Regions from separate parts of the Homo sapiens genome. Here region 2 is linked to region 1. Evidence: chromatin loops called from intact Hi-C (ENCODE). Cell type or tissue: endothelial cell of umbilical vein. All regions are shown on one strand. Links, peaks and the distances in the headings refer to the core of each region. The heading gives the core; the rest is flanking DNA.

Region 1 (10,730 bases), core at 1,719-9,718:
GACACGTGCCCGTGACACAGCCTCAGGAGGTCCTGATGACATGTGCCCAAGGTGGTAGGGGCACAGCTTTTATACACTTTAGGGTGACACGAGACATCAGTCAATATGTGTAATATGTACAATGGTTCAGTCCGGAAAGGTGGGAAAACTCGAAGTGGGGAGGGGGCTTCCAGGTCATAGGTAGATACTAGACAAATGGTTGCATTCTTTTGAGCTTCTGACTAGCTTCTCCAAATGAGGCGATCAGATATGCATTTATCTCAGGGAGCAGAGGGGTGACTTTGAATAGAATGGGAGGCAGGTTTGCCCTAAGCAGTTCCCAGCTTGAGCAATTTTGGGGCCCCAAGACTTATTTTCCTTTCACACACTCCTCAGTATGGACCGTTGCTTTTCTAGACAGGTCTACTTACTATTTACTGAAGTATTTTTTCACTTCCACATCTTTGCCATTTCCTTGGCTATAATGCTCTCCTACTCCCTGTTTTTGTGTCCAAATGCTATTTGTATTTTAAACTAATTTTTATGAAAATAACGTGTGTACACAGTTTAAAAAGTAGAACAGTTACAAGGCTTATAAAGAAAAAAACGTCCTTTATCCCGTTCTTCCCTACTCTAGATTTGTGTTCCCAAAGGCAAGTTGTTTTTGTTATTTCAGTTGTTTCTTCTATTTACCTCCTCATTTCTAAATACAATAATTATATTAATATATCTGGACAATAACCAATAACTTCTTATTATTGGGGATAAAGATTTAGTCTTTTTTTTTTTTTTTTGAGAAGGAGTCTTGTTCTCTTGCCCAGGCTGGAGTGCAGTGGCAAGATCTTGGTCCACTGCAACCTCTGCCTCCTGGGTTCAAGCAATTCTCTGCCTCAGCCTCCCAAGTAGCTGGGATTACAGGCACCCGCCACCACGCCCTAATTTTTGTATTTTTAGTAGAGACGGGGTTTCACCATCTTGGCCAGGCTGGTCTTGAACTCCTGACCTCATGATTCACCTGCCTTGGCCTCCCAAAGTGCTGGGATTACAATCATGAAGATTTAGTCTTTTTATGCCATATCTTTCTAACCTCTTCTCTATCCTCTCAATATAGTTTTGTAGGATGTTAAATTCTGAATTAGAAATTTCTTGGCCAGGTGTGGTGGCTCACGCCTGTAATCCCAGCACTTTGGGAGGCTGAGGCAGGTGGATCACTTGAGGTCAGGAGTTCGAGACCAGCCTGGCCAACATGGCGAAAGCCCGTCTCTACTAAAAATACAAAACTTAGTAGGGCGTGGTGGTGGGTGCCTATAATCCCAGCTACTCAGGAGGCTGAAGCAGGAGAATTGCTTGAACCCGGGAGGCGGAGGTTGCAGTGAGCCACGATCGTGCAACTGCATTCCAGCCTGGGCGAGAGAGTGAGACTTGGCCTCGAAAAAAAAAAAGAAGTAATTTCTACAGAATCTTGAAGGCCAAACTTCACCTCAGTGAACTTATTGTGGCTCCTAGCGATTGCCTCTTCCCTTCCACGGTGATTTTTAAAAAAACAAAACTATCCTTTTAATGGTCAGTTATAGAACCTTACCTGCCTTCAATATTATGATTACTAGAATATATCTTCTTCCTCTTTTTGAAAAACAAGACAATATTAGATAATCACTCAGTCCCTTTGGACTTCTGCCATTCTCCATGATTACTAACCTCATCTGTCAGTACCCTAGGATGTAATTAATATGGGCTATTTGGAGGGCAATAACAGGGAGCCCTGATGTCATCTGAGGAAGTGACATTTAAGCTGAGAGCTGAAGGATGAATAGCAACGGTGGGTGAAAGCGTTCCAGCAGAGACTGTTGCCTGTGCAAAAGCTGTCAAGAAAGAAGGAGCTTTGGGAACTCAAGGAACGTAAGCAGACGCGTGGGATAGAGCCTGGTGAGAGGAAAAGTCGTCTACCTGAGGTTAGAGAGGGAAGGCAGAGGTCAGAGAATTCAGGGTTCTTGTTGGTGATGTTAAGGCAGGATTTTGAACTTATGCTAAGAGAGTGGGAAGCTACTGAAAAGTCCTAAGCAGGGGAGTGATTTGATCTGACTTGCTTGCCATAGATTTCTGTGGTTGCAGTGTACAGAATGAATTGGAGGGGCCCAAAAGGAAGATACAGGTAAAACTGATCATAAATAAACATCAAGGCTAGCCTTGAAAGGGGGAAATAAATTTCAAATGGGCAAAAGATAGTCTTACCAGATATGTTTGGAAGCTCAGACAGACAGTTGAATTCCTTCGATTTGCTAATGATGGGGTGATTTAGATGCTAATACAACAGCCTCAATTTTTTCTTTCTTCTTTTTTCTTTTTTTGGTATTAGATGGAAGTGACTCCTTCGCACCGCTCCCCTCCTGCCAGATTACTTGAATTGCTGACCGACCCACAGATCCCAGAAGCAGTTTGCGCTCCTTCGTCACAGGTGTGGCCTACATCCTATGCTCTAGTGGTTGTTTTGCTCACTTGCCATGGTGAGATTTCTGAGGGGTTGAGGTAGAAGGTATGGAAGATTGGGGGTGGGGACAATAGGGAAGAAGAGCTCCTGGGTAATTAGTACAGAAATGGTGCAACAGAACTGAAAGGATTGAGAAAGCACTCCTTCCCTTCTCTCCCTCAGGTAGCAAGCATTATCTAGTCAAGTTGGTAATAAGGACAGAAACAAGACTGTTTCCTCTGAATTCCTACCTGTGGGGCTTCTTTCTGTTGCAGTTAGCTGATCCACCAGAAGAGGTGGTGTTATGTTTCAGGGGTTCTGACAGTTTAGGCAGGAGGAAGTTCATTTTTGCAGTTCTGTTCAATGGAGTTGTCCCAATGAAAATGCTGGCTGAGGGCCTACTTTACATAGTCACAGACAACAGCTTTCTACAACACCTGGGTTTTCTTTGGAAACTGTGAGGAGGCACTAAAAAGAACCAAAATCTTTTTTCTTGTCTTAAAAAAACTCACAAAGGAGTGACTCTGAAGGATGTGTGTGAGAGTAGCTCTAATTTCAGGTTGAGTTTGGATACAGAAAAAATCACCTTGCATAATTTCATGTTTTGCTGAGTATATTTTGATTTGTATGGAATTGCATTAAAAAAAAATAAAGATGAGGTCTTGCTATGTTGCCCAGGCTGGACTCAAACTCCTGGACTCAAGCGATTCTCCTACCTTCGCCTTCCAAAGTGCTGGGATAACAGGTGTGAGCCATCCTGCCCCCAGAATTGCATTTTTTTTTTTTTGAGACGGAGTCTCGCTCTGTTGCCCAGGCTTGAGTGTACTGGCGCGATCTTGGCTCACTGCAACCTCCACCTCCCGGGTTCGAGTGATTCTCCTGCCTCAGCCTCCCGATCCCGAGTAGCTGGGATTACAGGTGCGTGCCACCACGCCCAGCTAATTTTTGTATTTTTAGTAGAGACAGGGTTTCGCTATGTTGTTCAGGCTGGTTTCAAACTCCTGACTTCAGGTAATCTGCCTGCCTCGGCCTCCCATAAAAATACCTGGAATAAAAATCCCATAAAAATGCCTGGAATTGCATTTTTATAGTTGAGCAAATTAGACTGGACCCATGAGTATAGGTGGCGTATTGAAATAAATTGAGAGAATAAATAGCAGAATTATAACAAATAAAAATCAACAATACTGCTATATCTTTTTTGGGGGGTGGGGATGGAGTTTTGCTCTTGTCACCCAGGCTGGAGTGCAGTGGTGCGATCTCGGCTCACTGCAACCTACACCTCCCAGGTTCAAGCGATTCAATTGTCCTGTCTTAGCCTCCTGAGTAGCTGGGACTACAGGCATCCGCCACCACACCTGGATAATTTTTGTATTTTCAGTAGATACAGGGTTTCACCATGTTGCCCAGGCTGGTCTCGAACTCCTGACCTCAGGTGATCCACTCACCTTGGCCTCCCAAAGTGCTGGGATTACAGGTGTGAGCCACCGCGCCTGGCCCAATACTGCTATATCTTGAGGAATCTTAAAATTCCTGTGATTAGGCTGCAGTAACATGACAATGGGTATGTATGAGAGCATAATGCAAACAAAAAAAAATTTCAGGTCTCTAATATTTTTTAAAGTTGATCTGTTTGAATCTATAAGCAAAGTACATTTTTTCCACTTGTTTAACAGAATTGAATTTGGAACGATATTATTTACTATTCACTAGCAAGCACTTGTATCCCCAAATGTCTAAATTAGTTTATTATTTTATTGATAAGGATGTATTTTGGTAAGAATTCTAGACTTATACCTAGAACTAAAGACAATAACCTCCTCCACCTCCCAATTCCAGTATCTAGAATAATGTCTGCCACATAGCAGTCGTTCAACAAATAAACTAGTGAAGAAATTACAGTATTTGCTGTGTTCAATAAAAGTAAAGCTAGAGGCCGGGCATGGTGGCTCACGCCTGTAATCCTAGCACTTTGGGAGGCCGAGGCGGGTGGATCACCTGAGGTCAGGAGATCGAGACCTGGGCAAGATGGTGAAACCCCGTCTCTACTAAAAATACAAAAATTAGCCGGGTGTGGTGGCAGGCATCTGTAATCCCAGCTACTTGGGAGGCTGAGGCACGAGAATCACTTGAACCCAGGAGGCAGAGGCTGCAGTGAGCCAAGATCGCGCCACTGCACTCCAGCCTGGGTGACAGAGTGAGACTGTCTCAAAAAAAAAAAAAAAAAAAAGGTAAAGCTAGAAAGCTAGAAAATAACTCTATTTGAAAATCTTTAAAGCAGTAGAGAGCAAAACTTTAGATCTCTTTTGTCAATAAAATATCATAATATCTGATTAATATAAATATAAATTTAACATAAATCTTAAAAATCATTAGATACAGGCTCAACTGTGAGCAGAGAAGGAATCATAAGAGGGGAAGAATTGAAAACGGTTGGTTTTACTTCTTGGCAGTTAGGACAGTTTGGGAACAAACCTTAGGTCTCCTGCATTTGCATTTTATTGGGAGATGGGCTTCTCGTTGATCGCAGAATGAAGTTCAAACTTCGTAACATGTTTTTGAAGAGTTTTAGATTTTAGCTTTCGTTCGAGCCGCCCTTACCTACACGTCCTGGGCGTCTGCCACTACAGCGTGATCTCTTTCTTAGTTTGTCCTGCGCTTTTTCACCGACCTCTCCCTCTACCCTGGACTTTGTCCCCTTGGGCTCAGTCAGGTCCCTCTAAAGCCTTCCCACGTTTCAAGGGCTAGTTTAATCTCCAGGGCTTTTAGGAAAACTTCCCAAACCCCATTTTCAGATGCAATGTCGCTCTCCCCTATTTCTCTAGCACTTTGAACTCTAGCTATTATTAAATTCTAACGTGGCATTTTCGCTTGTTTGTATCCCCCAACCAGATTGCGACCACCCTGTTGGGGAGGTCTTTTAAGAAATCGCTGTGTCCAGCCCTGGCACAGTGCCTGGTACAAAGAAAATTCCCAGCAAAGGTTTGTTGAAATGAATCCGAACTCCGGAGGGTAAAGGAGAAGCGCCTATGCCTAGTAGTAAAGGCCTATTCGCGACCTTTGGGAAGGCCTGTGGTGTGGCTGGGCCCTGTCCCCAGCTCTAAACTGGCAGGAGAACGCGGCGAGGCGGAAGACTCGTGTAAGAGTCTCTGAACTCCCTTTCCTTCTTTTTGACTTTTATAGAAGAATCTGCAAGTTCTTCTCCAACAGCCTTGGGCCCCGCCTTAAGGGGCGGTGAAAAGGGGTGGGGTTGTGGTAGTTGGGAGGGATGCCCAGCCTCGTGGCAATTCTGGACTCGCTTTTCTTTTGTAATTTTTAAAGTTTCGCAAATTCCAGCTCTAAGCTGGGGGCCGAGGGTGTAGAGGGTTTCCTGATGCGCACATTTTGCGTTCCAGGGAAAGCTCCCAGGATTCGGAGCTTTGCCTAATTTAGCCTTCTCACATGTCCCACCGCTAGGAAGGCTACCGAGTGCGCCCGGCCTCCACACCCAGCCGGCCGGCGTGGAGAACCCGCTGTTCAGCCCGCGCTTCCTTCTTCAACCCTCTGGGCAAACCCGGGACTAGCGTGTGGGGGAGCTCCCAGCCCGCGGTACCAGGCGAAGTAGGGGGACGGTTGGACTACAACTCCCAGGCTGCCCCGGGAGCAAGGAGGGGGAGGGGGCGAGCGGGAGGGGCCTGGGTGGGGCGGGGTGGGGGTCAGGGAAATCCCGCCCCGCTGCGCAGCAGCAACGACACAAAGCCTGACTTTACAACCTCAGAGAAAGTGGAAGTAAGAAGGCTTAGGTGGGCAGGCAGGACGAGAGAAAGACTGAGAGGAGGGAAAGCCGCGTAGGTGGGAGTACAGCGGCGCGAGGGTCGAGGGGGAACCCTCGTCGGTGCAGATGAGGAGGGTGGGCTTTCAGAACTAGTCCCCCCTCGCACCCCGCCCCGCCCCTCCCGCGCTGGGGTCTTCACGGTGCCCTGCCTCAGAGCCCGGCTCCACCACGCCCGGAAGAGGGAGTCTGGCCGTCGGCTGGCTCAGGGCGGGCCGGTTGGCTGTACCCAGGCTCCCTGGCCCGAGTGCGGGACCAGAGCGCGGGGCGGCGCGGCAGCCGCGGACCGAGGAGGGGCTGCGAGCGAAACGGCGCGGCGCGGCACGGCGGACGAGTTAGGGCCGGGGCGAGGGAGGCTGTGGCTCCCGACAGAGACAGGGGAGTAGTGTCGGGCTGAGGCGAGGTGAGGCGCGGGGTGCCTCGGGAGGGTTCCCCGTGCCCCGAGGGGGGCGGCCGCGGAGTCCAGCGGGGAGGCGGGCGGTGGTGCCGCGTCGGGGAAGAGCGCATCCCGCGGGGTGCCGAGCCCGGCGCTGGCGGAGAGACGGGGGCGCCCCCTCCCCACAGGAGGAGCCTCGCGCTCCTCCGCCATCCTTCCCCCGCGCGGCGGGCTCGCCTTCTCAGTGGGTGCTGCGCGAGCTGCCGGCCCGGGGTGCCGGGGCCAGATAAGGGCGATCCGCGGGGCCGCCGCCCCCGGGTCAGGCAGGCCGGGGGCGGGCCGCGAGTGAGGCGGGGCGGCGGCTAGGCTGCGGGCGGCTGGGGGGCGGGGGAGCGCGGAGAGCCGAGGGGGGCAGGCGGCGAGCGGGTGGCCCGGCCGCCCGCCTCGCTGCTCCGCTTGGCGCCGCCGGCCCACGCCGCAGTGTGTTTTGTGGACGGCGCCTTCCCAGACAGCCCGGTAGAGCCCAGCTCAGCGCCCGGCAGCCTTCGACGCGATGTTCCGCCGGAGCTTGAATCGTTTTGTAAGTACACTCGCTGCGGCTCCGCGCGTGCCGGTTTGCTTGCTCGCCAGCCCCTTCGCCGGGTCCCTCACAACAATTTTCTGAGGGGGCAGTTACGTCTCTGGGAGACACCACCACCCCTCTTCTTCCTTTTCACCGAAACACGGTGCCCAGGCGGCCGGGGAGGGGAGGCAGGTAGGGCTCTCGGGGTATCCCACCCTCGCCCCCAGGACAATTCGACCAGGGCTTCCCGGAGCTGTTACAAACTCTGCCTGAAACTGGGGGCCGCCTTCGGGCTGGGTGGTGGGGGGGACTCGTGGGGGGACCGACCCGGGGACCCCTCAGTTTGCCAATTAGTCGAAGATGGCGTTTTATTCTCAGGGAGGTTGCTTTCTTTTGTTTCCTCTGCCACGAGCACATGGAGGTAAACCTAGACCTGTCACGGTGGCCCAAAAGAAGAGCTGGGGGCTGAGGGAGCCGGAGACTAGGGCAAGACTCAGCCTTGCCTAGGGCTCAGCCAGCGGGCGGCTTCTGACCGGAGGCCGGGCAAACTTTGGAGACCCAGCCTACAAAGCTCACCTTTAGGGTGTTTGAAAGGCGAGCGTGATTGTCAGGGTGGGCCGGGTGGATGTGCAGCCGCGAGGAGGCTGCGCCGCCACTGCCCGTGCTGCCGATCTCTGGTCTGAAGCCTCGCGGAGGACTGAGCACTCCAGACCTTGAACCCATGGGAGAAGGCGGACTGTGACTGGACTCCTCCGTCCACGTTTACCCCCTTCAGAATCCCCAGAAAAGGGAATTTCATTTTCATGGGAGTTAGCCATAGGGAAAATCGCTTTCTGGCTACTGACTTTTTTGAGTAACCTGTTTACTCCTAGAGGGTACATTAAGAATGGAGCGAAACAGGACCATTTACGTTCCGTGCTGCTATTTGTAGCAACTTCCTTAATTGCAAGAGGTGGTGGCGGGAATAGGATTTTATTTCTGCCAATGATGTGGAAGAAAGGGTTCATCTGCAAATTTTGATTTTTCTGTAGTTAGGAAAAAGGGTTGAAAGCTGAGTGCTTTCCTCTACCTGCCTTAAAATATATCTTTTGAGAACATGTCGATTTGGTTTTATTCATGCAATTATTCCTAATCAAAACGTTGCTAACATTTTTCATACATCGGATATATTTGCTCTCATTTTTCCTTCATTTGAAACTTTCACAAGTGTACACTGGCTAAAAGTAATACTTGCACATCCCTTTTTAGAATAGTGCTGTGTTAATGGTTTTCTAAATGTTGACCCCACCCAGGAACATGCAGTATGAAATTGGAACAGATTATTACCTGTGGCATAGAGCAGTAGAGGTTGTACATATCAATCATCTTGAAATCCGTAGGTGATGGCTTGTACTGATAGCTTTGCTGAAGCAAGTGACTAAAATTGGTTTCTCACATTTAGCCTGAGAATGCAAGCGGGTATTGTTCTTAATAGCTGTTTCACATAGATTCTTGTGATCTTGGAGTGTTGCGTGGGGGTGACAAAAAGGGAAAGGTGGCAATGAAAGCTAATTGTATTTAGGAAAAGGATAATCTTTTCACGTGGCACTCTTATGGTGGAAAACAACTGGGCTCTGAATCATAATAAAATCATTAAACTTAAGTTGTTGAAATCCTTTTTTTTTTTTTTTAAGGATTTGAACATTTGAAACCGAACAACTCAAGTATTGGTCTAAAAGCCCATTGCTTCCCTTTTGCGAAAAGTGATCTGCATCGTATCAGAGTCTAGTAATTAAGCAGTGCTGGCCCAGGAAGCCAGGGCATGCAGTAGAATTTGCAGCAGTTGTTGAGGTGCCAGCCTGCAGGTTTGAGGCTAGTACTTTGCATCCCCGACCAAGATCTCAGCAGAGAATCACTTTTGCTAATACTGAAATGAGCTTTGACCTTATTGTTGCAGCTGGAATATTCAGCTGTTCACATTTTCCTGCGCAGCCATGACTGTGGTAAGTATCAGGAATTTGTACCAGTGCGGTAAGCTGGAAGGTTCTTAGGAGTTGTGTCTGAGCCCTAGGCCCAGGGCAAGGAATTAATCTGCATACCGTTGGACTGAATGTGAAAATTACTATCAAATAATCATTGCTAAAAAACGGCTTCAAAATTTGGGGGAGGGGGGCAATTTTTCCATCTCTTAGATCAGTAAACCATGCGCTGTTCTCCTCTTTTGCCTGACAAATTCTTTGAGGGGTACTTCCATTTGAATTACTAGAAGACTAGAATTAAAGATTTGAGTGGAACTTTGAGACTTTCACAGCAGTATAGATGTAGTCAAGGTTGTGAGTTGTCTTATGATTGTTTTAATATTTTAGAAATAGAGCTATGAATTCCTTTCAAAATGAGTTGTTTTTTTAGTGTACCTGTACGTGTCTGATATTGGTTTTGATTGTGAAATAAATTACAGTGGTGTTGATTGTAGTTGTTGGTTATTGAAAACTAGACTACATATTAGAGAAGTGCTTCCTTTATATTTTAAACCTGACGTGGAAGAATCCCTTAGGATTCTTACAAGCATCATCTTCTATAGCTCAGTTGTGTTTGCTGAATCATTTTTGAAATGCCATTTATTTTTCGAGTTTTCCAATTTCAAGCTAAAAGAAAATAGTGATTCATTGTATTTTTTTAAATACATGGTCTTGACTTCTTTGCCATTAATAACTGTGTTCCTTTCTTTCTGATGAATTATGACTTTCCTTTTGACAGTTTTGAGGTGGAAAGAAATTGGTGGATTTGGTGTATAGCATTTTAGGGTTGAGGCATGTAGAGGGTGTCCTAAAGGATTTAAGAGTTGGATGTCTCTGAGTGCAATAAAAGCACCACCTGTTCTCAAGTCAACATCTCCATAAATACAGTAAATAAGTAATAATAACTCTGTCTGTACAATTTATTTTCTTCAAAGGCATATTTAATCAGAAGTCTGGACTAGTTGAGATTTAAGGGTCATGGACTTTTATGTTATCCTGTCTTGTTTTATTCTTAATGCAATTCCTAGTGACTATAGTAACGTGTTCTCTTGGGTTTAAAGATTTATTGAAAGTCTAAAAACAATTCCCCCCTCTTTTTGGCTTATGAAATTATTTTATACTAAAGATTCAAAATAAGAGATTTCTTGATAAAGTAGGTTGGGGGCTTGGTCAAGAGGATGCTGTCAGTTTAGCTTGTCAGTGATAGTTAACAGGTATGCATTTCTAGACCTTTGATACATGAAAGCTTAATTGTGAGTGTGAAATACTGGAGTACATTTAAATCTCTGATTCTAGAAGCCCTTAAACTGCTTTGGTTTCATAAAGCATGTAGCATATAATCATAATATCACACAGAAGATGCCCAGGACTAGGAAGAAATTAGACTGCATAAGGAAGAATGGAAATTTAAAATAAGACTAAAAAATACAAAATAAGAATTAATGAAATAGGTAGCTAATTTATTGCTTTGAGTCCAAGGCAAGGCTAGTCTAATGAAGCAATATATGGAGGCAATTAAGAAAATAGTTCAGGTAATT
Region 2 (10,730 bases), core at 1,144-9,143, 200 kb after region 1:
ATTTCTTGTTATGGGTTGTTATTCAAGTGTTTGCCTTAATACTTACTAAAATGTGTATGATACTAGGGATTTGGGTATTTGTATACTATTTTTTGATCAGTTTTTTCCCCAGTATATCGTAATCCTCTTTATATTGTTTTACTTAAAAAAATTCAAACACCATACTTATGTCGAAAATCTGTTTCTTCTTTATTGCTGTTTTTAAGGCGTTATGATAAGTGGCATATAAACAGGCTGTGGGTGAGAGTGAGAGAGAGAGCGAGAGAGAGAGAGAGAGTGTGTGTGTGTGTGTGATTATGTTAAGTACTTGAATCTTCTAAAAATTATACTTCTGTTTAAGAACCCCAGGCCTAAAATAGGTATATATGAGCAAGATAATATGTGAAAAAGAGCTTGGTAGTAGTGAAATCTTATAAAATGTTTTCATCACTGATGGCCAGGTTGGTGGCTCATGCCTATAATCCCAGCACTTTGGGAGACCAAGGTGGGCAGATCGCTTGAGCCCAGGAGTTCAAGACCAGCCTGGGCAACATAGCAAGACCCTGTCTCTATTTTTATATATATATATATATATATATATATATATATATATTTTTTTTTTTTTAATTTAAAAATAAATATAAAAAAATAAAAATATATAAAATGTATTCATCATTAAAATTTACCCATGTTAGTGATAAAGTGCCTAAGAATATAATGCAGGTAAACAAAAGGGAGGTAATTTTGGCAAAATCATTGGCATTGACATGCAGCCATGTGATAATGCTGTGAAGCCTCACTGAATGCTACCCTTGAGGCCCATGATTTGGGAATCTCTTATAGTTGAAAGCATAATCAAATTATTTTTGTCATTCCAATAATAAACACCTCACATGGGTTCCATGAGTAAATACCTTTAAATGAATTCTGGCATGCCCAGGGGTTAGAAGCAGAATTCAGAAGTATAATTGTCAAAGGATCTCTCTTACCTTTCCCTCTAAATTTTTGTTCCTGGTTTATTTCTTATACCAGATAGAGCTAACATATGTTTGCTTTATTCATCTATTTCAGTAACATTTTAGGACCTTAAAAGGACATTACAATTCATCTCAGTATAGCCACTTACTAGCTGTGTGTCCTTCGGCAAGTAACTTTACCTCTCTGTGCCTCACTTTCCTCTTCTATAAAATCGAGATAGAAGTAGCACCTACCCTTTTTGAGGACTCAATTAGTGAATAAAGCACTTAGGAGGGTGCTCATTTCAATATATGCTAGTTTTCGGTTTTTATTATGTCTCACAGTATCACAATTTGAAATGGACGCCTCCCCCCTCCTTTTTTCCCCTGGCCTTGCATATAGCCACAGGGCTTCCAAATGGCCTTCACAGTGTTTTTCAAGTGTATCTCAAAGACTTCCACTCCCTCCTCTTTGGATTAATATTAGTATTATCTTTGGATTCATATTAGTATTTTCCTTAGCAACCAGAAGAATAGCAATTCAAGACTGAGCTACATTAATAATGTTATCAACATCCTGTTTATAAATGAGAAACTATAACAGAGAGCTGATGACCATGGTGTCACAGCAAGTAACAAAACTGAGACACCATCTCCTCTATAAAAATTAACTGCTCTGGATATTAGCTCATGTGACCCAGAAGTTTTAAGCAAGCGAAATAGTCCATACTTTTGTTTTTAGATCACATTTGAAAACCCCAGATACCACAATCTGAAAACATGATTGGTCCTGGCAGAAACATGAAGAGATTAAAATCTAACTGAATATTTTATTAATTTAATGGACTAGATACAGGTTTTGCAATTGGAAAGATACACTACATAGTCAAACCCATGATTCATTGCTACATGATGTTAGATGTATAGAGCCTTTGCATTTAGTGACTCCCGTCTGTTGTGTTTGAGCTTTCACGACACCTTTGAAAGTTTTGTAGTTTGTCTACCCTTCCTAGCTACCCCTTCCCTCTCCTACTTCTTTTCAGCTTATCTGCCCCCACCAGCTAGGTCTCCTTTTGCCATCATCTTCCTGGCTGCCATTGCCTGAGGACTTGGGGCTTGGGCCTCCTAGATATTACCATTACTTCATTCCTTGCCCATTCCCCAGTACTGAGATATCTGCAGCCCTACACCTACTAGCTACTTAGCCTGATCACACCTCCAGCCTGTACGCCAGTTTAGAGGCCTTAGGGCAGAGCTCAGCTTTCTCACCCTTGTTCTTTGAAAAACCTGGGTTCTGTTTAGTTCCCCTCTTCTCTGGATCCCTGGCCCAAGCTAGATCCTTTCATAGGTATCATTGTGTACTAGTTATCAGATACTATAGCGTATTGCCTGGTGCAATTCGTAACCGTCGTGAAATCTTTTGTGTTGTATCTTTTCAGCTTGCCTTGGATACCCGATTCTGGACGTGGATAAATCACTTTGTGATTTGGGGTTCTTTAGCCTTCTATGTATTTTTCTCATTCTTCTGGGGAGGAATTATTTGGTAAGCAATTGTACATGTGTGAGCAATATGTAAATAGCAAAGTAGATACATGTGTATGTACACTATATATGTAAGCATTCATTATACTTTAAAAATTTTAATTATATAAGATGACACGTCTTTAATATTAATGGCCTGAAGGTTATTTGTTAGCTGGTAGTGCTACTAATTTCAGGTAAGATTTTAAATACACATATATAGACTGCACAAGTCACTCAGAAGACCTCCCTTTGGTAGCTTCTGTCTGTTTGAAGGTGTTGTAAACATCTCTCTAGTGAAACTATAGTTTTCAGCACAACCTCTCGTGATTTTCAGAGGAAATACTCATCCTGTGAAGTTTCTACCTGATATATTGACCAACAGATACATTATTGTCCATTTGGACCCTTATTTTCTCTTGATAGTATATAACCATGATTCATGTTACTACAGGTGTGCTCAGGGTATAGGATATATACAACTTAATAATTCAGAGGGTTGTATTTTGAAATTGTCATCTTACTGTTTTGGTGGAGGAGGGAAGATGTAGAAAGGCAGACTCTGCAGCTTGTCTTTAAAGTTCATTTAGTTCATCTTGGTTCAGTAGATAGATGTTTGTTCAGAATCAGTTTTGTGCTTGAGACTCTATGGGTTAGAGAGATGACTAGACTGTACTCAAGGAGAATAGAGTCCAGTGAGGGACACATAAGCTGTGATTGGGAGAGTTATATATTTGCATCTCCTTTCTTTACTCCCAAAAACATATATTTTATTTTTAAATGTCAGAGTTGTTTTTTTTAGTGAATGGCTTCCCCTGACAAGGATGCCAGCAGCAGAGAGCATGGCTAGAGCAAGCCATAGTGTAAGATTTCAGGAGTACATATTTTCATTGCTTTGAGCAAAATCTTACATACAAAATGATTCTATTTTATCACAGAGATGTGAGGCTTATGTTTATGTCCCTTGAGTCTTAATTAGAAGAAACTCTATTTTGAAAAGCTTTTTAAAAATAAAAACCTTAAGAAATAAAAATATGAGAAACCTAATCATTTAAGGAAGTACCAGCTTTAAAAAGTATAATTACAGCATATATTTGGTACCTCTATAGGTAATTGAGAGCAATGAAGCTGGAAGAAGTCTCTATTTTCTTTAATAATATAACAAATAATTCAAAGTTGATTAAGAACATACCATATACAATTGTATGTCTGCCCAGAGTACCATAATTCTATGAATCTATGTAATCAGCATCTGAACTAATTATGCAAAATTTCTACAAAAATAAAATGTTTCCAGCGAACTCATTTCCAACCCTTTCTACAGACTATTCCTTATTGATGAAAATAAATCCAGTAAATGATTATGGTATTGTCACACCTGTTTATTCATTAGTGCTACTAAAAATGAAATGTTAATCTATTTTTTATTTTATTGCCTGAAGTATTATCATTAAGTAGAGTTGAGCCACTGCATGAATATAAACTTATAAAGCAACCAGTAAAATGTGACTAGAAACAATGTGAAACTTCAGCTGAATGTGGTCACAACTGATGTCTCTAGACATGTTTTACCCTGAGGCATTGAGTCACACCCGTCTTTGGGGTTGGGTAGTGAGAATGATGACTTCCGAGCCCCAAACCACATCCAGAAATAATAGTGTTTATTTTTTACTGCCCTACTACAAAACTCCATAGATGACATGGAGGTTAAAAAAAAAAAACAAAAAACAACTGGATGCATTAGTCAGAAGGTATGATGCCAAGGAACACTCTGTGACTAGCTGCCATTTGTCATCTGGGCCCCTGTTATGGCTCAGTTAACTGCCTAGAACATTATTCAAGGTGTTCTTCAGAATTTGAGTGAGGTAGAGTTCTGCAGAAGTCTTTTCCATGTGGCAGACTTTTCCCAGAAAGCCTGTGTAGCCTAGGCCTCATAAATTTTTCTACCTTCCTGTTCTCACTTTTATTCCACAATCTAATTTTCATAAAAGTAGAGCCACAAACTCAGTTTTATCATGTTACATAAGGGTGCATAGACATTAATTTTTAAATGAGAAACCAAATTATCTTCAGGAAGCATGATGTGTCATCTAATAAACAGGAGCCATGGTTATCTACCTGGAGCTCTTTAATCCTAGGGCAGTCTGATGTGCATCCTGTCTTTAAGCAACCACTTCTTCCCCCTCACCTTCAAAGAACAATAGCTTCACCTACTGAGGCTCTCTGTGGTTCAGCTCAGACAGAAGGGAAGGGAAACAGGCTGTGCTTCTCAATGGCCACTTTACAATGAAGTGGATGACTCAGAATGAAATCTAACTCCAGAATGGGGGTTCCTGCTGGATTTCTGGATTCTAAGGCTTAATGTCCAATTAGCAATATTCTACTCTGTGTCAACCTATTTGGCACATACTGTTAATATATATTTGTGGATGACAATGGTAGATTCCTTCCATTTGAGAGAGATGATAAGCTTCTACTGTCCTTTTTATATTTACATAGTGTTTTTATTGGGAGAGAGTTATAAAAATGTCTTTTGAATTTCTGAATACAGAACACAAATCCATCCCCATCTTAATAAAACAGCTGAGGAAATAAAATGCTTGTTAGGATAAAAATGAACCATTTCTCTTGAATATCTTTTAAGCACCAGCATTTTCTAATGCACATAAATAGTCGCCAGTTGGCAGCTTTAGAATTGATTGCCTGATTGTCTTCAAGTCAAATGCATTTTATCTTTTTTCTCCTTTGATTATCATTCCTTTTTTTCCAAACATTTGGTAAATGAAATTTGTTTATTACTTTGGGATATTCTAGAGAAAATTATTTTTATTAATGTATGTAAGGAAGATTCTTTTTAAATACAAACGACATTTTAATTAAATGTCCATTTCATATGACAGGAATTGATTTGTTTTTCCATCATGTATTTTCTTTCCACTGCAGGCCTTTTCTCAAGCAACAGAGAATGTATTTTGTATTTGCCCAAATGCTGTCTTCTGTATCCACATGGTTGGCTATAATTCTTCTAATATTTATCAGCCTGTTCCCTGAGATTCTTCTGATAGTATTAAAGAATGTAAGAAGAAGAAGTGCCAGGGTAAGAACTAAGTTTATCTTACAACCTGATTTTTGGAAGGGGCCTCAATATCTGCCATGAGCTAAAAACCTGATTTAGAAAATTACATTAGTTACAGCATGTTAAACCCCTCCTTACAGGTTCATCACTTAATTTCCTCTTCTGCATAAAAAGTATAGTAAAAACTTCGTTATCCAATGCAGGTGGTAAGTAGATTCCTTAATAGTGTTCTATGTGACCTTCGGCAATCCATATGGAGTATCTCATATGCTCCATATGGAATTTTAAAAGGAAAAAATTATTTTATTTTGTATTTAGCCTAGAATTTTCACACCAGGAATTTCCACACCAACATTTTCGCTTTAAACTTAGAAATTTCCCTGTGGGCTGTTTGCAGATTTTTTTCAGTTGATAATACCAATTTGCCTCTTTCAAACCTTTCCCCTTCCTTTAATTATAGTGCTGCTTAATCTCTGCGTTGCTTCTAGCCCTGTCTGTCCAGCAGTATATTTGAACCAAAGAGAATTCCCTGGATGTGGTTTTGACATCCTTAGCCTCTGGAACACACTCGTAAAAATTCAAGATAGTTTTATGAGTGTGTTTTTATTTTTCCTATTAAATTGTAAATTTCCTGTGGGAATGAGAAGTTATTTTTTCTGCTGCCTCATTATGATATCTTTTAAACATTTTTTAAAAAGCCTTTAAAGCGAAATAGGGAGATGAGCATGGAAAATAAAACTTTTGGCAGATTTTGACCAACAGGCTAATTAAATATGTCATATTCCTGCCAACAGTAGCTGATTTTATTAAACAAAACTGTTTCTGTCATATTGACACCAACTAGATCTTGTAGCACCTCCAAGGCAGTATTTTCAGGTAATATTCTAAGCTATGACTACCTGACTTATTTGATAAATTTGTCAACCAGTTTAGCCACAAAACTGTTACATCATGATTTTGTTTTTGCCTGTTGAATTGATAGAATCCAGTAGTTGATATTACATAGACATGGGGATCTGAAATGATTAGAGTAGGAAAACCTTCAGTGATTAGAATTGTAAAAGAGGAGATTCATGTCGCAAGTCAGTGTCAGCCCCAATCAAAAACAAGAGAACTGTCATAGGGTACATTGATTCTTCATATACAAGGCCAGTCAGTGTGTAATTAGGTGGCCAGAATTGCCCTTAACTCCCTGCTTTCTACATGTCTTATGGGCTGAAACTGAACACAGTAATGTTAGCTTAGTTACAACTGCTTTACTCTAGTCTGGTGTTTTAGGATGGAAAAGTTGCATTCAAATACCTGATTATGTCTTAATATCGGTTGAACAGGGATAAAACAGTTTGATACAACAGACTCCACCCAGAATGTCTCAAGTGGCAATTTGCATGAAACCAAATAAAATAATGTTGCAATAAGAAATGATTTGGGGCTTTTTATAATAGAGAATTTTCCAGGGAAAGATTTCCAAGTTGCTCTTCCATCCTTATTTGGGAGTATACTTTGGAATGATCCTAAATGTGTCTCTTATTTGAGGTAATGGAGCTCATTTTAAATAATGACTCACACCCAGCTACATGGTCTAAAGATGATAGAAAAATCTCAGAAAACAAAACTTTCAAACATGTCATCTTATCTTCTTCCTTATTAGGCCCTCTCAAAAAAGTTAGACATTGGCTGGAGGTGACTGTTACATAGACCATTAAATTGTGGGATGCTACTAAGCAGTCACAGATAAAGACTTAGAACATTTTTTTTTTTCACACGAACAGATTCTGAACTTCTGTTGAAAGTACGGAGTTCTGGGACTGCGTCCTTTTTTACTTAGCAGCATAGACTGTTGCCAGGGGTTTAGCATGAAATTTGTTATGGGTTATGTCCAGCGTAGGAAGAATTCTAGTGTCTGTGCTATGGCTTGGCATGCTGATATGCTAGAACAACCAGGAAAATTTCCATAATCATTTTCATTCATGCAATCATTCATTCATTTATTCCTACCCTTGTTGAACCAATAAACATTTGTTGAACCACCTACTGATGAACATCTCTCTTTACATCCAATGTCTGAAAGGCTAGATGGTTTTTCAGACTCTGGGATTTCAGGAGTCGCAAATGAGGCAAAATGTTGTGGGCACTCAGCAGTGCTGCCTCTTTTTTTTTTTTCTTATGAGAAAATGCAAGAGCAAAGTAGTGCAATATGAATGCATAGAGGCCTACTGCAACATGGCAGCCATGGCTATTCTGATAAATCACATCTGTTTATATAAGGCCCTATTTGGCTATATCAAAGAGGTGGAGGCCAACTTCTAAGATAAGGGAGAAAGAGTATGTTATTTTCCCCCAAATATTTTAGTCTTTATGCTCAGTGACCAACAGTCTGACACTCTGTGTGATTTCCTACTTTGTTCTGTATTCCTTGCTAAGACATTGGCCTCATTTTAAAGAGAGGCAAAAGATACTGGGTCTGCCCCATATCCTGATAGATCCCCCGATGTGGTCAAATGTGTGTCTCTACCTAGAGTAGAAGAATCCCTGACTTCAACCAATAAGTATCGTGGACACTTTATGTACACAGCCAGAAATGTGGCAGGTCAGCTGCCAGTGCTGTTCTTATGTGGGTCTTGGCAGCTGCTTTGAGAAGGGGACTTAGCAGTGTGTAGTGAAAATGTCTCTATGGCATTTGAGAAAGAAGCTAAGCTATTTATATTTAACAATTATAAGAGCAACCTTATGCTGAATTCTGTTCAATTCAGCATACCTTGCCTGAGGGCCCACTATGAGTTAGCTACTGTACTAGGTGTTGGTAATTCAGGGATGAATCAGATGTGGCCCTAGCTCACAAGCAGCTCTCACTCTGGTTATAAGGAGCATTCATATGGAATACTTCTGTAAGCAGGTATTAAACAGAATAGCAGAATCAGTGATGTGGCTTGTTTTAACACAATTGAGCTATTTCAAGTCACTACCTCCTGAAACCTCCAGTAAAATCGCTAGTATGGCAGCCTCCACTGCAACTGAGTTCTGTCATAATGCTAGTATTAGAAAGAATTCCAGTATCTTCAAATGTAGGTTCTCTCAGTTGTTTAACTCAAGGGTTGTAGTTAAGCCATGTATCCATCAGCTGTATTTTTAGCAATGAGGTTAATTTTTTTCCCCAAAGTTCCGTTATTAAGGATCCTAGAGCTTTTCTTTAGCTTTATGAAGTGACAAAGCTGCATAGCAATGCTGTTGAGGGTATATGATGAAACTACCATTGAGCACTGAACAGTGAAACAGCAGGATAACACCTCAAGGAAAGGTCAAGTATAGGATTTTTGTATTTCAAAAAGTTGTGTCCCCCCTAAGCACAGTCATTGGCTGTCTGTAAATCAATGAAATATATCTGGAGTTTCTGGCCAAGTAGCAAATACCATTTCACATTTCCAATGGAGAAATTTCCACATATCCTGTGTGAAGTTTTCTCATGTAAGTCACCACAATCAAAAAGGAGGCTTAACTTCGCTGAAGCTTGACAAAGGAAGACTATAATTTAATGGGAATGCACCCAGCAACATGGCCGTGCTTAGCATGGGATGTCAGCACAAACAGGAAGAAATATTCCATTATGTAGAGAACTCTTTCAGAGTGGTAGACAGGGAAGGGAAGAATGTCAACTGTCTGAGCCAAAGTCCCAGAGAAAGCATTTTGGAAATTTTGGAGAATATAGTTAATCATTATAATAATGATGATTACTATTATGATTCTTACAGTGTCATATACAACCATGGGTTCACAGGGCAATAGCCCTGTTAGCTGGATTAGACAAAAATAAAGTTTAATCCTAATGTCGTGGCTGTTGAGATGGGCCTTTATCCATTGGCCTCTTTGACATACTGCTAATTGAGCTGGTGTCAAAGCTCTCTAGATGACTGCAAAGGAATGTGGAAATTTCATTCTGTTTTAGCTCATTATCTCCTGTTTACCCCACCCCACTGCCGGTTGCTAGCTATATCAATTTTTTTATTGCTTTAGTTACTCTTTCCATGCTTTCTCCTGCTTTCTGTACTTTCATTTCCTTTATAAAGTAGTTTTAACACCTAATCTATTAACTCCTAATATTTCTGCTTCATAGAAATACTTTTATCTCCGATGGTTGGATACAAGTGTTTGAGCACACCAAAACGTGCTTACAGTTGCAGTCTTGAATAGATAGGTTTGTGCATTAAACACGGGGGTGGGGAACTTGGTATCATGCTGATCTTGTCGCAGGGTTTTTGCCCATAAAATAGAAGATAGAAACAATTAAAATCTTTTTCTCAGAATCTAAATATTCTCTAGCTTTATCAATTGGTAATTTGCATTCTATCAATATGTCTATCAACTTTCTTCATTCCACCAACTTTCTTCATTTAAGGTAAAAACAAGAAAAAATGTAGTTGTCAAAACATGAATAAATTATTTACCTTTGAAAGTTTAATTGTTTATTAGAATCTTCTGGAAACAAATGTTACTTTAGCTGGTTTCTTTTTCTAAGCCCATTTTAGGTCACTAAGTAGACAATATGGGTAATCTTTATTAGCAGAGTTGTTCAAGTCATCCACATTGTTGACCACTCATCTTCTGTTTTGCTTGGGCAATGCCAAAACTGAGTCTGTAAATTACCTTATAATTTCAGGCACAGAATCAGAAGGAAAAAAATAACCTTAGGTTTGCCAGTTAAACTTTATCCATTTTCACTTTTCTGGGTGTTTTAAGGGGAAAAAAAATAATACCTTACCCAGGTAAAATTTAGCCTATCTTTCTAAAGAGGACTCTGTAGGAAAAACAGGGAAACCAATCAAATTAGGTTGTAAGAAAGGAAGTTAAGCATTGGTCAGAGGCAAATGGGACTGAAATGTGGTATCACCAAATGTTTTCCCATTGTTATTTTTGATTAAGTTTTTATCCTGCAACTGCTTAAGAGCAGTCAGTCCCTTCATAGTGTATCTGTACAGTTGCATAGGGGAGATAATTACTTCAAGATAGATTGGTGATTGGCAATGGACCCTGGACATAACTCTTTGACCAATGGATTTTGAACAAATGTAGGATAGTGAATTAATGATTAGAGATAAGTCTTATTTTAACGAGAAGCATATTTTAAAGCTATTTTATTTAAAATAGTCAATTTTCCCATTAACAAAATAATTTCAAATTGATATGTAGAGAAATAGTAGTTG

What was found. Hi-C counts contacts between places; a loop is a spot of excess contacts. Peaks named below come from ENCODE experiments on the same cell type or tissue, not always from the same donor. Only the 100,000 strongest peaks of a DNase experiment are listed, where the experiment ranks them.
Region 2: a loop joins it to region 1, with 2.8 times the contacts of the local background. A loop is called at or near these places in 6 of 110 quality-filtered maps.

The regions. Positions count from the first base shown.
Region 1 is chrX:139,928,499-139,939,228 of GRCh38, reverse strand. It overlaps ATP11C (ATPase phospholipid transporting 11C (ATP11C blood group)), which reads left to right and starts at 6,176. Exons shown (of 30, transcript NM_001353812.2): 1 at 6,176-7,213. The coding sequence starts at 7,187. RefSeq lists enhancers at 5,490-5,539, 5,580-5,929 and silencers at 6,710-6,949, 6,990-7,149. In endothelial cell of umbilical vein, for the core only: no CTCF peak of the experiment used is centred there; DNase peaks (open chromatin) are centred at 5,688 and 6,088; H3K4me3 peaks cover 3,276 bases; H3K27ac peaks cover 2,385 bases.
Region 2 is chrX:139,732,739-139,743,468 of GRCh38, reverse strand. ATP11C (ATPase phospholipid transporting 11C (ATP11C blood group)) reads left to right here. Exons shown (of 30, transcript NM_001353812.2): 27 at 2,375-2,478; 28 at 5,400-5,553. Among named protein-coding and RNA genes, the nearest start is that of MCF2, 30 kb to the right of the region's middle. RefSeq lists a silencer at 4,565-4,859. In endothelial cell of umbilical vein, for the core only: no CTCF peak of the experiment used is centred there; DNase peaks (open chromatin) are centred at 4,138 and 4,688; H3K27ac peaks cover 830 bases.